Linked DNA regions of Homo sapiens: region 1 is linked to region 2. A link is a contact called in ENCODE Hi-C or POLR2A ChIA-PET data. All regions are on one chromosome and are shown on one strand. Each heading gives the region's core, a stretch centred on a gene start or an enhancer-like site at or near the end of the contact. The rest is flanking DNA. Distances are from core to core; before and after follow the strand shown. Region 1 overlaps LOC107986854 (a long non-coding RNA gene). Region 2 overlaps SLC37A3 (solute carrier family 37 member 3).

The links. Hi-C counts contacts between places; a loop is a spot of excess contacts on that map. ChIA-PET counts read pairs that join two places held with the same protein, here RNA polymerase II (POLR2A). Pooled maps may share reads with other maps.
Region 1: a pooled map shows a loop between it and region 2 (10-fold over the local background). The contact joins two enhancer-like sites. A Hi-C loop is called at or near these places in 4 of 50 pooled maps. POLR2A ChIA-PET finds 5 or more read pairs at or near these places in 7 of 52 experiments (GM12878, K562, T-cell and 3 more).

Annotation. Positions count from the first base shown.
Region 1 is chr7:140,250,392-140,256,516 of GRCh38, reverse strand. It overlaps LOC107986854 (a long non-coding RNA gene), which reads right to left. Exons shown (of 2, transcript XR_001745386.2): 2 at 2,308-2,961. Among named protein-coding and RNA genes, the nearest start is that of KDM7A-DT, 76 kb to the right of the region's middle. RefSeq lists enhancers at 3,584-3,653, 3,684-3,733. Within about 2 kb of position 3,521, at least 5 of the 41 ENCODE cell types and tissues checked have a DNase peak (open chromatin) inside an H3K27ac peak, as active enhancers do.
Region 2 is chr7:140,355,716-140,361,615 of GRCh38, reverse strand. It overlaps SLC37A3 (solute carrier family 37 member 3), which reads left to right. Exons shown (of 15, transcript NM_207113.3): 6 at 2,831-2,976; 7 at 5,852-5,900. Among named protein-coding and RNA genes, the nearest start is that of SLC37A3, 40 kb to the left of the region's middle. RefSeq lists an enhancer at 1,965-2,014. Within about 2 kb of position 2,120, at least 7 of the 41 ENCODE cell types and tissues checked have a DNase peak (open chromatin) inside an H3K27ac peak, as active enhancers do.

The DNA.
Region 1 (6,125 bases), core at 2,272-4,771, 110 kb after region 2:
ATAAAAAATGTTGATAAATTTGACTATGTAAAAAACAGAAATTGGGGCCGGGCGTGGTGGCTCACACCTGTAATCCCAGCACTTTGGGAGGCCGAGGCGGACGGATCACGAGGTCAGGAGATCGAGACCATCCTGGCTGACATGGTGAAACCCTGTCTCTACTAAAAATACAAAAAAAATTAGCCAGGCATGGTGGCGGGCGCCTGTAGTCCCAGCTACTCTGGAGACTGAGGTGGGAAAATGACGTGAACCTGGGAGGAGGAGCTTGCAGTGAGCAGAGATCGCACCACTGCACTCCAGCCTGGGTGACAGAGCGAGACTCCGTCTCAAAAAAAAAGAAAAAGAAAAATAGAAATTGGGCTGGGCACAGTGGTTCACGCCTGTAATCCCAGCACTTTGGGAGGCCAAGGCAGGCAGATCACGTGAGGTCGGGAGTTCAAAACCAGCCCGACCAACATGGAGAAACCCTATCTCTACTAAAAATATAAAATTAGCCGGGCGTGCTGGCGCATTACCTGTAATCCTAGCTACTCAACAGGCTGAGGCAGGAAAATTGCTTGAACCCGGGAGTCAGGGGTCGCAGTGAGCTGAGATCATGCCATTGCGCTCCAGCCTGGGCAACAAGAGCAAGACTCCATCTCAAAAAAAAAAAAAAAAAAACTGCAGGGCAAAAATCACTATAAACAAAGTCAAAGAACAAACTGGGAGGAATATTTTCTTTCTTTTTTTTTTTTTTTTTTGAGACGGAGTCTCACTCTGTCACCCAGGCTGGAGTGCAGTGGCGTGATCTGGGCTCACTGCAACCTCTGCCTCCCAGGTTCAAGTGATTCTCCTTCCTCAGCCTCCCGAGTAGCTGGGATTACAGGCATGCACCACCACGCCCGGCTAATTTTTGTATTTTTAGTAGAGACGGGGTTTCACCATATTGGTCAGGCTGGTCTTGAACTCCTGACCTCGTGATTCGCCCGCCTTGGCCTCACAAAGTGCTGGGATTACAGGCATGAGCCATCGTGCCCGGCCGAATATTTTCAATTTATATCAAGCAGAGCTCATGTCCTTACTGAGGAAGGACATCCATAAATTAGGAGAATGACCTGCAAAAAGCCCAGGGAGGCTGGGCGGGGGGATTCATGCCTGGAATCCGAGCCCTGCGAGGGGCCGAGGTGGGCGGATGGCTTGAGCCCAGGAGTTCAAGACCAGCCTGGGCAACATGATGAAACCTTATCTCTACAAAAATACAAAAATTAGCTGGGCGTGGTGGCATGCACCTATAGTCCCAGCTAGTTGGGAGGCTGAGATGGGAGGATTGCTTAAGCCTGGCAGATTGAGGCTGCAGTGAGCCGTGATTGCGCCACTGCACTCCAGCCTGGCTGACAGAGTGAGTCCCTGTCTTAACCCGACAAAAAGGGAGCCCAAAGAACATAAATTCCATGGTTTCTCCAGGCCCTTCCAGAGGCACCCATCGGGGTGCAGGACAGTGGGACAGATGGTTCTTTAGGCTTCCTAATGTCCCAGCTCTAATACCTCTCTACAGCCTCCATGTCCCTCTTCTTTGGATTTTATACTAAGTCCTTTTCAGACACATTATTAGGAACCAATAAATATCTGTTGAGTGATTTCACATGTTAGAGTGCACTTGTTTCCTAGGGCTGCCATTAACCAAGTGTCACAAGCTGGTTGGCTTAAAAACAGTGGAAAATTCTCTCTCACCATTCTGGAGGCTAGAAGTTGGAAATCAAAGTGTCAGGAGAGCTATGCTCCCCCTGAAGGCTCTAAGGGGGAGGGCCTTCCTTGCCCCTTCCTAGCCTCTGGTGGCCCAGGCATCCTTGTCTTACGGCAGCATCGCCCTACCCTCTGCCTTCCTCTTCACATGGTCATATGCCCTGTGTCTTTGCGTCTGTGATATCTCCTCATCATATAAGGACACCAATTGTTAGATTTAGGGCCCACCTAAATTTACATCCATAATGATTGCATCTCAAGATCCTTAACTAATTACATCTGTAAAGGCTCTTTTAAAAATAAGATCAGGCCAGGCACCGTCGCTCACACCTGTAATCCCAGCACTTTGGGAGGTTGAGGTGGGCAGATCATGAGGTCAAGAGATAGACCATCCTGGCCAACATGGTGAAACCCCGTCTCTACTAAAAATACAAAAATTAGCTGGGCGTGGTGGCACATACCTGTAGTCCCAGCTTCTTGGGAGGCTGAGGTTGCAGTGAGCTGAGATCATGCCACTGCACTCTAGCCTGGCGACAGAGTGAGTCTCTGTCTCAAATAAATAAATAAATAAATAAGATCATATTCTAAAGTTCCAAAGTTCTGGGTGGATGTGAGTGTATTTTTTGGGCAGGGGGTGAACACTATTCAACCTGCTACACAGAGCTTTTTCAGTTGCAAATGACAGGAAACCTCATCTAAGGAGCTTAAATAAATGATTATTGGCAATCCTAGCAAAATATATCTAGTATGTTACCCTGAACAATATCGGGCTTTGATGAGGTTACAAGTCCATCTCTAAACTAATCACTGCAGCCAGGCCAGAGGCTGTACCTGAGCTCTTGAACCAGGGGTAGATTCAGTTCCACTGAAAGCACACAGACTGAGGAGATTATTTGCAGATACCATTACCAGGAGAAGGGGGAGCAGGTGCTAGGTGGTAGAAAACGTAGCCACCTGCTAGCATGGTCTTCCTCCACAGTCAGTCAGCTCTTGGGCAGCAGTGACTCTTCTCATATCTGCATTCCAGGGCCTTGAAGAACAGCAGGACTTCAAATAAATATTTACTGAGTTGTTTTTGAATTTTTAACATGATTCAGTCTCCAAGGGCTTCATTCATGGTAAATCTGCAATCCGGCGTCTGATCCAGGGTGAGCCTTCCCCACGGAGGCACTGTCCTTTGTAAGGCCCTTCTAGGTAGACCAGCTGGCCATCTGTTATGTAACCATCCATTCTTCAAAACTTCCATAAAAGAGAAGCAAGAAAGAAGGGTTTGGATCATGTTAGGGTCAAAGAAGGGCAGGAGAGAAATACAAGTGGTAGATGAAACTGAGCATCAAAGAAATACATCCCCACCTTTCCCCTTTGTTCTAACACACACACAAATCTCATTATCTGCAGGGTTGGACTATTGTTACCCTCACATACCCTGGAGTCCTGGTGGAGAATACAGGATTCTGGGTTTAGGCATGTGTCATTCGGTGGTTTAGGCCTGAAATATTGTGCCTTAAACACCCACAGAGGGGCCTTATATCCCAAACACCAGAAGAGCCAATGCCCAGAGGGTGAAATCAGACAGCCCTTAAGCTAGATGAAGCTGGAATTGGTAACCACACTATGGAGTTTAATTTGCTGACCTAGATGTAGTCTGCAGCCCACAAAACCTCATACCACAGCAAAGCTTTTTCTTGTGCTGAGACAGCTGGCTGAGCATGATGTTGCAATGACTCAGTTCTCAGTAAAGGGTCTGAGGAAATTAGGGGCAGGGCTACAGCCCCAAGACCACAGCTCCAAGAGACCTTCCTGTTTATTCATGGGTGAGAGAAGGGGAACCTTCTGTTTGTGGGCACTGGTATTTCATCAGAAGAGACAAGGCTGGACTCTGGGTTTGAGCTGTGTGTACACAGTCAACACATGACAGTCAGACAATTATACTCAGAGTGAGAATTCATATCTAGCCACATAGGCCAAAAGCATCTCTAAAAGCTGTTCTTAGGCCAGGCGTGGTGGCTCACACCTGTAATCACAGCACTTTGGGAGGCCAAGGCAGGTGGATCACAAGGTCAGGAGTTCGAGACCAGCCTGGCCAACATGGTGAAACCCCGTCTCTACTAAAAATACAAAAATTAGCTGTGCATGATGGTGCACGCCTGATGTCCCAGCTACTCAGGAGGCTGAGGCAAGAGAATCGCTTGAACCCAGGAGGCAGAGGTTGCAGTGAGCCGAGATCACACCACTGCACTCCAGCCTGAGTGAAAGAGCCAGACTCCATCTCAAAAAATAAATACATAAATAAATAAAAGCTGTTCTTAAAACTATGTGAATCAAATCACATTTTTACTTGACTTCCATTTTAAAACTGGACATAGGTTTATATGAGGAGGCCTAGTTCAATAAAACGAGAGTTGAAAACTCTGTGGGCTCGGAGGACTTCCCATTAAACATAGCCGGTTGAACATGTGCATACTCCTGGGCCTCCTCCCAAAACCCCACTAAAATGTGAGGCAAGAGACTTTTTTTGAAAAGCATAAGTCCATAAGAGAGGTAAGAGCAAAGAGAAGGATCAAAAAGATTTTTAAGCTGGAAATTTGAGAGATAATGAACCTCACACACCAGAGTAAAGGGTCTCAAAATGGGGAAGCCAAGAAAACAAGCCAATCCATGCCTCTGAAACACCCCAAAGGCTTAGGAATTGGAGGTACCAGATACTTCTGAAAAGGCATGGCTGCGGCTGAAAACTAGAGCACTGATTAAAAGTTTTCTTCCAACCTGGGCAACATAGTAAGACCCCATCTCTACAAAAAACACAAAAATTAGCCAGGGGCTGGTGATGCACACCTGTGGTCCCAGCTACTCAGTAGGCTGAGGCAGGAGGATCACTTGAGCCCAGGAGGTTGAGGCTGCAGTGAGTCATGCTCGGTCCACTGCACTCCAGCCTAGGCAACAGGGCAAGAAAAAAATAAAAATAAAAAGTTTTCTTAAGCAATAGTTAAGGCTGGGCACGGTGGCCCACGCCTGTAATCCCAGCACTTTGGGAGGCCAAGGCGGGCAGATCACTTGAGGTCAGGAGTTTGAGACCAGCCTTGCCAACATGGTGAAACCCCCTCTCTACTAAAAATACAAAAATTAGCCAGGCATGGTGGTGCATGCCTGTATTCCCAGCTACTCAGGAGGCTGAGGCAGGAGAATCATTTGAACCTGGGAGGCAGAGGTTGCAGTAAGCTAAGACGGTGCCACTGCACTCCAGCCTGGGCCACAGAGCGAGACTCCATCTCAAAAAAAAATGAGAGTTAATCCCTGCAGTTCTTCCCTTAGCCTATGCAACAAGCTACTACTTTCTCTCAGCCTTCATCAGAGACGGACCACTTATTGTATGGGGAGTTTGAGTTAGAGGAACTTTGGACTTAGGAACAACTGAAGGTGGAAGATGAGTATCAAAGAAGGGGGATGAAATGAAAGTCAATGTACCAACCCGTGCTGTCCTCATATTTGACTCCTAGACACTGGCAGACACATTTATAACTATGGGGAGGGAGTTCAGAGAACTCCCATAGGAAACTGACCACCAAAAGAAGAGACATGGAAATGTATCATAGGGGATTCCCCCAAGAATGACTGGCCCCTGTCTGATCACCCCATTCTAAAATCACTCCATCATACATGCAAATCTTTCTTTGTTTTGCTTTGTTTTGTTCTGTTTTGTTTTGAGATGGAGTCTTCCTCTGTCACCCAGGCTGGAGTGCAGTGGTACAATCTTGGCTCACTGCAACCTCCGCCTCCCGGGTTCAAGGGATTTTCCTCCCTCAGCCTCCCGAGTAGCTGGAATTACAAGTATGTGCCACCACGCCCAGCTAATTTTTATATTTTTAGTAGAGACAGGATTTTGCCAGTCGGCCCTGCTGGTCTCGAACTCCTGACCTTAGGTGATCCACCAGCCTCAGCCTCCCAAAATGCTGGGATTACAGGCGTGAGCCACCGCACCCAGCCAATATTGTTTCTTAAAACTGAATATTCAGTGAATAAAAGCATTCATGGAAGGTTGAGCTGTGATAGTAGAAACTAAAAATTCAAGACGTCAGGTGTGGTGGCTCATGCCTGTAATCCCAACACTTTGGAAGGCTGAGGCAGGAGGATCTCTTGAGCCTAGGAATTCGAGACCAGCTTGGGCAACATAGCGAGACCCTGTCACTACAAAAAATAAAAAATTTGTCAGGCATGGTGGCACATGCCTGTTGTCCCACCTACTTGGGAGGCCAAGGTAGGAGGATCGCTTTAGCCTAGAAGTTTAAGGCTGCAGTGAGCTATGATCAAACCACCGCACTCCAGCTTGGGTGACAGAGTGAGACCCTGTCTCAAAAGAAAAGAAGAAAAAAGAAAAGTCAGAAGGTAAAGTTGAAAAAAAAATC
Region 2 (5,900 bases), core at 871-3,370:
TACCGTCCAGCTTTGGCTCGGCATCAGAGGGAGACCGTGGAAGGAGACCGTGGAGAGAGAGGGAGACGGAGAGGGAGAGAGGGAGGGGGAGGGGGAGGGGGAGGGGGAGGGGGAGGGGGAGGGAGAGGCTGTGTGTCCGGAGTTTTGCTCTTGTTGCCCAGGCTGGAGTGGAATGGCACAATCTTGGCTCACCACAACCTCCACCTCCCAGGTTCAAGCGATTCTCATGCCTCAGCCTCCTGAGTAGCTGGGATTACAAGCATGCACCACCACACCTGACTAACTTTTTTATTTTTAGTAAAGACGGGTTTCTCCATGTTGGTCAGGCTGGTCTCGAACTCCCGACCTCAGGTGATCCGCCCACCTCGGCCTCCCAAAGTGCTGGGATTACAGGTGTGAGCCACCGCACCTGGCCCTATCCTGCTCCTTTCTATCTCGGTGCTTTTGTTTCTCCTGTTCTGCCTGCCTTGGATGGTCCCCTTTTCAGCTCTCCATAGTCTAACTCACAGTCTCCTTCAAGCATTGGCCAAATGACACCTCTTTGAGAATGTCAGTCCCGCTTCTGAGCTGCAGTGCCTGTTTCTTTGCAGGCACTTGAAACAGTCTGCCGCTTAGCTTGGTTATTTCTGGTTCAGTCTTGCTTTCCCTTAGGGTGGGTATGCAGTGGTTAAAATCACAGATTCCCTAGACAAGGACAGCCTGGGTTTCTGTCTGTCTTCTGTGGTTTTCTAGCTTATGATTTCTGTGAGCTTCAGAGGGAGATGGGCATATTAGCTCTCCCCGGGTGGCAGTGAGGACTGTGAGTTTCTGTATGTGAGGCATTTGAAACAAGTGCTGTGTAGGGGAGGATCCATATCTGATTAATCTTTTTTTTTTTTTTTTTAAACGGAGTCTTGCTCTGTCACCCAAGCTGGAGTGCAGTGGCATGATCTTGGCTCACTGCAACCTCCACTTCCCAGATTCAAGCCATTCTCCTGTTTTAGCCTCCTGAGTAGCTGGGACTACAGGTGTGCACCACCATTCCCGGCTAATTTTTGTATTTTTAGTAGAGTCAGGGTTTCACCATGTTGGCCAGGCTAGTCTTGAACTCCTGACCTCAGGTGATCTGCCCACCCCAGCCTCCCAAAGTGCTGGGATTACAGGGGTGAGCCACCGTGCCCAGCCTCCATATCTGACTAATCGTCATTGCTTACTAGCTTCTAGTCAGGAATTTTTGTTGATTAAATGAAACCATGGAGTTTAGTTAGACCCTAATTTATTATGATTATTATTTTTTTAGAGATAAGGTCTCGATTTGCTGCCCAGGCTGGAGTGCAGCGGTGTGATCCTGCAGCCTTGAACTCCCAAGCTCGAGCAATCCTCCCATTTTAGCCTCCCGTGTAGCTGGGACTGTAGGTGTGTACCATCATGCTTAGCTAATTTTTAAATTTTTTAGTCATGGGGTCTCACTATATTGCCCAGGTTGTTCCTTGAACTCCTGGCCTTAAGTGATCCTCCCTCCTTTGCCTCCGCAAACACTGGAATTACCGGCACAAGTCCCTGCGTTTGGCCTACTATTGTTTTTCAGTGTTTGTCATTTGAGTGTAAGTAAAACCTTTTTTCCCCTTGACATTTTAGAGATGGAAGCACTTTATTTATTTATGAGTTGCTCACCCACACATAATAAACATATTATTTTAAAACCTGTGTACAGACTTTTTTGTGTTTTATGTATTTTTTAAAAACTGCAGTTTGTACATAAACTTGCCCTTTTTAAGCATATTGTTCAGACTTTTCAACAAATGAGTAGTTTTGTGACCGCCCCTTCTTTCTCCAGCCCCTGGCAACCCCTGATCATTTTTCTGTGTACAGTTTTACTTATTCCAGAATGTCTTGTAACTGGAACTAGACAGTATTATACATACTATTTTTTAATCATGCAGAGTATTCTCAGAATAGAGTTTGACTGTAGATAAAATGTCCACTTGAGCAAAATGCCTGGAAAAAAGCAGCCCCTTGATGAAAGCTGCTAAATGATTCAGCAGATCACAAGTTTGATAGGTTTCGCTTTCGTTGATTAACTCAGGAGCTGTAGCCATAACAGTGGCTGGCATGCGCCCCGTGCCTCTGCCCATAGCAGCACCTGGCACTGCTCCGGGAAAGGTGGCCTCCCTGGGCTCGTTCTGTCCTCACAGCAGCCCTCTGGAGGTTGCTGTTCCCTCCACATGCACAGTCTGAGGGTGAGGAGATGGAAATACATGTAAAATGAGGAATTACTTTTTTTTTTTTTTTTTGAGACAGAGTCTCGCACTCCCGCGCAGGCTGGAGTGCAGTGGCACGATCTTGGCTCACTGCAAGCTCCACCTCCCAGGTTCATGCCATTCTCCTGCCTCAGCCTCCTGAGTAGCTGGGACTACAGGCACCTGCCACCACGCCTAGCTAATTTTTTATAATTTCATTAGAGACGGGGTTTCACCGTGTTAGCCAGGATGGTCTCGATTTCCTGACCTTGTGATCTGCCCTCCTCGGCCTCCCAAAGTGCTGAGATTACAGGCGTGAGCCCGGCCTGGAATTCACTTTTTAGCCTTGAAGATGTCAGTTGGAGGGCTGATAGCTTAATGACTTTATGTCTTTGGCATCTCCTCCTCTCTGGTGGGCAGTGATTGGGTGGCTGCCTCCTCACTGTGGCTCTGAGCAGGACCTTTGTGATGCTGGCCACGTGACTTACAGGCACTGGCTGTGTGAGTGTATCCTTCACGTGGTCTCTACTCTGAAGCAAGTGGGTAGAGTGGCGTCCACTGAAAGTGTCAGTGTGGCTGTTACATATTCCTTTTGTTTCCTCCTCTTCAAGGTGTTTGTCTTTGGTGCGCTCACAGAATGGCTGCGTTTCTACAACAAATGGCTGTACTGCTGCCTGTGGATTGTGAACGGCCTGCTGCAGTCCACTGGTTGGCCCTGTGTGGTTGCTGTTATGGGCAACTGGTTTGGGAAAGCCGGGTATGCCACTTCCTTCCTCTCTAATTTCTCTGTTTAAGTGGTTTCCATGGTGGATTTTTCAGACTTGTCAAAGTCAGTTACTTTGCTGCCTTAGATACCACCCACATCTTTCGTTAGCAAGTCAGAGTTGTTCAGGGAGAGAGGGTTTCACGTCAGTGTGCGTTGGAAATGGTGTGGACCTTAGAAGTCATCCAGCCTAGGAGACACACTCCTACCACTCTTTGGGCTGTGGGCAGATTCTGAGTGTGGGCCAAGGCAGGAGGTCTCAATTTTTTATTTTACTCATCGTTTCTTTATAGAACATAAAAATCTCATTTACTATCCATCATGTATCTTCCTTTGGGTTTTGCCTTCCCTGCCCTTTTTTGAGAGTGATCTTATTTAACCTTTTTACATTAAAGATAAGGAAATTAAGGTCAAAGGTTATTCATGTTGACCTGCCCAAGGTCATGTAACAAGGGCTCTAATTAGACTCAGATGAAGAACGCCAGACTTTGGGGCTTGATCAAATGGGGTATTTTTTCCCTCTAAACCTTCAAGGAGCTTTTTTTTCTTTTTTGTTTTTGAGACAGAGTCTTGCTCTGTCACCAGGCTGGAGTGCAGTGGGGTGATCTCGGCTCACTGCAACCTTCGCCTCCGGGGTTCAAGTGATTCTCCTGCCTCAGCCTCCCAAGTAGCTGGGATTACAGGTGTGTACCACCATGTCCAGCTAATTTTTTTTTTTTTTTTGAGATGGAGTTTTGCTCTTGTTGCCCATTGCAATGGCGCGATCTCGGCTCACTGCAACCTCCGCCTCCCAGGTTCAAGCGATTCTCCTGCTGTAGCCTCCTGAGTAGCTGGGATTACAGGCATGTGCCCCCACACCTGGCTAGTTTTGCATTTTTAGTACAGATGGGGTTTCTCCATGTTGGTCAGGCTGGTCTCGATCTCCTGACCTCAGGTGATTTCGCCCGCCTCAGCCTTCCAAAGTGCTGGGATTACAGGCATGAGCCACCGCACCCAGCCATAATTTTATATATAAATGGAATCATACAGTATGTACTCTTTTTTTGAGTCATCTTTTTTTTTTTTTTTTCCTGTAGAGAAAGGGTCTGTGTTGCCCAGGCTGGTCTCAATTTCATGGCCTCAAGCTATTCTGCCTCGGCCTCCCGAAGTGCTGGGAATATAGGCATGAGCCACCACACCCAGCCTTTGTGTCTTCTTTCATTCAGCATAATTATAAATTTATTCATGTTTATTCATTCACCTGTGGATGAACATTTGGGTTGTTTTCAGTTTTGGGCGGTTACAAATAAAGCTCCTGGGAACATTTGTGTACAAATCCTTGTGTGGACATATGCTTTCATTTCTCTTGGGTAAATATCTAGGGGTAGAATGGCTGGATCATATGCTAGGTTTGTATTTCCCTTTTTTTTGTTTTTCCCCAGGACAGAGTTTCGCTCTTACTGCCCAGGCTGGAGTGCAATGGCGTGATCTCGGCTCACCTCAGCCTCCACCTCCTGGGTTCAAGCAATTCTCCTTCCTCAGCCTCCCGAGTAGCTGGGATTACAGGGGCCCGCCACCATGCCCAGCTAATTTTTTGTATTTTTAGTGGAGATGGGGTTTCTCCATGTTGGCCAGGCTGGTCTTGAACTCCTGACCTCAGGTGATCCACCCACCTTGGCCTCCCAAAGTGCTGGGACTATAGGCGTAGCTACTGCGCCTGGCTGCGTTTACCATTTTAAGACACTGGCAGTCTCTTCCAAGGTGGTCGTACCATTTTACATTCCCATCAGCAGAGCATAAGGGTTCTTATTGCTCTGTGCCCTTCCCAACACTTGGCGTGCTTGGTGTTTTTTGATTTTAGCCATTCTAATAGGTGTGTAATGATATCGCATTGTGACTTTAATTTCCATTTTTCTAATATCTAATGACGTTGAGCATCTTTTTAAAAACATTTTTGCTTTGTTTTGCTTTTGAAACAGGGTCTCGCCCTGTCACCCAGGCTGGAGTATAGTGGTGCGATCTCGGCTCACTGCAACCTCCGCCTCCTGGTTTCAAGTGATTCTCTTGCCTCAGCCTCCCAAGTAGCTGGGATTATAGGTGTGCAGCCACCATGTGCAGCTAATTTTTGTATTTTTAGTAGAGACGGGGTTTCGCCGTGTTGGTCAGGCTAGTCTCAAACTCCTGACCTCAAGTGACCTGCCCACCTCAGGCCTCCCAAAGGCTGAGATTACAGGCGTGAGCCCTCGCCTGGCCACTTGAGTGTTTTTTCGTGTGCTTCTTTGTATATTTTTTTGTGTGAAGTATCTATTAAAATCTTTTGCCCACTTTTCAAAGACTTTGTATTTTGAGATGATTGTAGATTCATGCTTTTTAACATACTATTGCATTGTCTGTTGTCATATTTTACTGAGTTTTGAGGGCCTTATATTCTGGATTTTTTTGTTTTGTTTTTTTTTTTTGGGAGGTGGAGTCTCGCTTTGTTGTCAAGGCTGGAGTGCAGTGGCGTGATCTCGGCTTACTGCAACCTCTGCCTCATGGGTTCAAGCTATTCTCTTGCCTCAGTCTTCCGAGTAGCTGGGATTACAGGCGCCTGCCACCACGCCCAACTGATTTTGTATTTTTAGTAGAGATGGGGTTTCTCCATGTTGGTCAGGCTGGTCTCGAACTCCTGACCTCAGGTGATCTGTCCGCCTTGGCCTCCCAAAGTACTGGGATTACAGGTGTGAGCCACTGCGCCCAGCCCATTTTAGTGTATTTTTAAAAACTTTTTAAATAGCATGTTTAGTCTTGGTAGTATGCACCTTGGTTGTTTTGGCTGTTTTGTATTTTGAACTGCCCAGAGTATCTCTTCTGACCATGGCCCTTTGTCTCCCACTGTTTTCCATCTTAGACGAGGAGTTGTTTTTGGTCTCTGGAGTGCCTGTGCTTCGGTGGGCAAC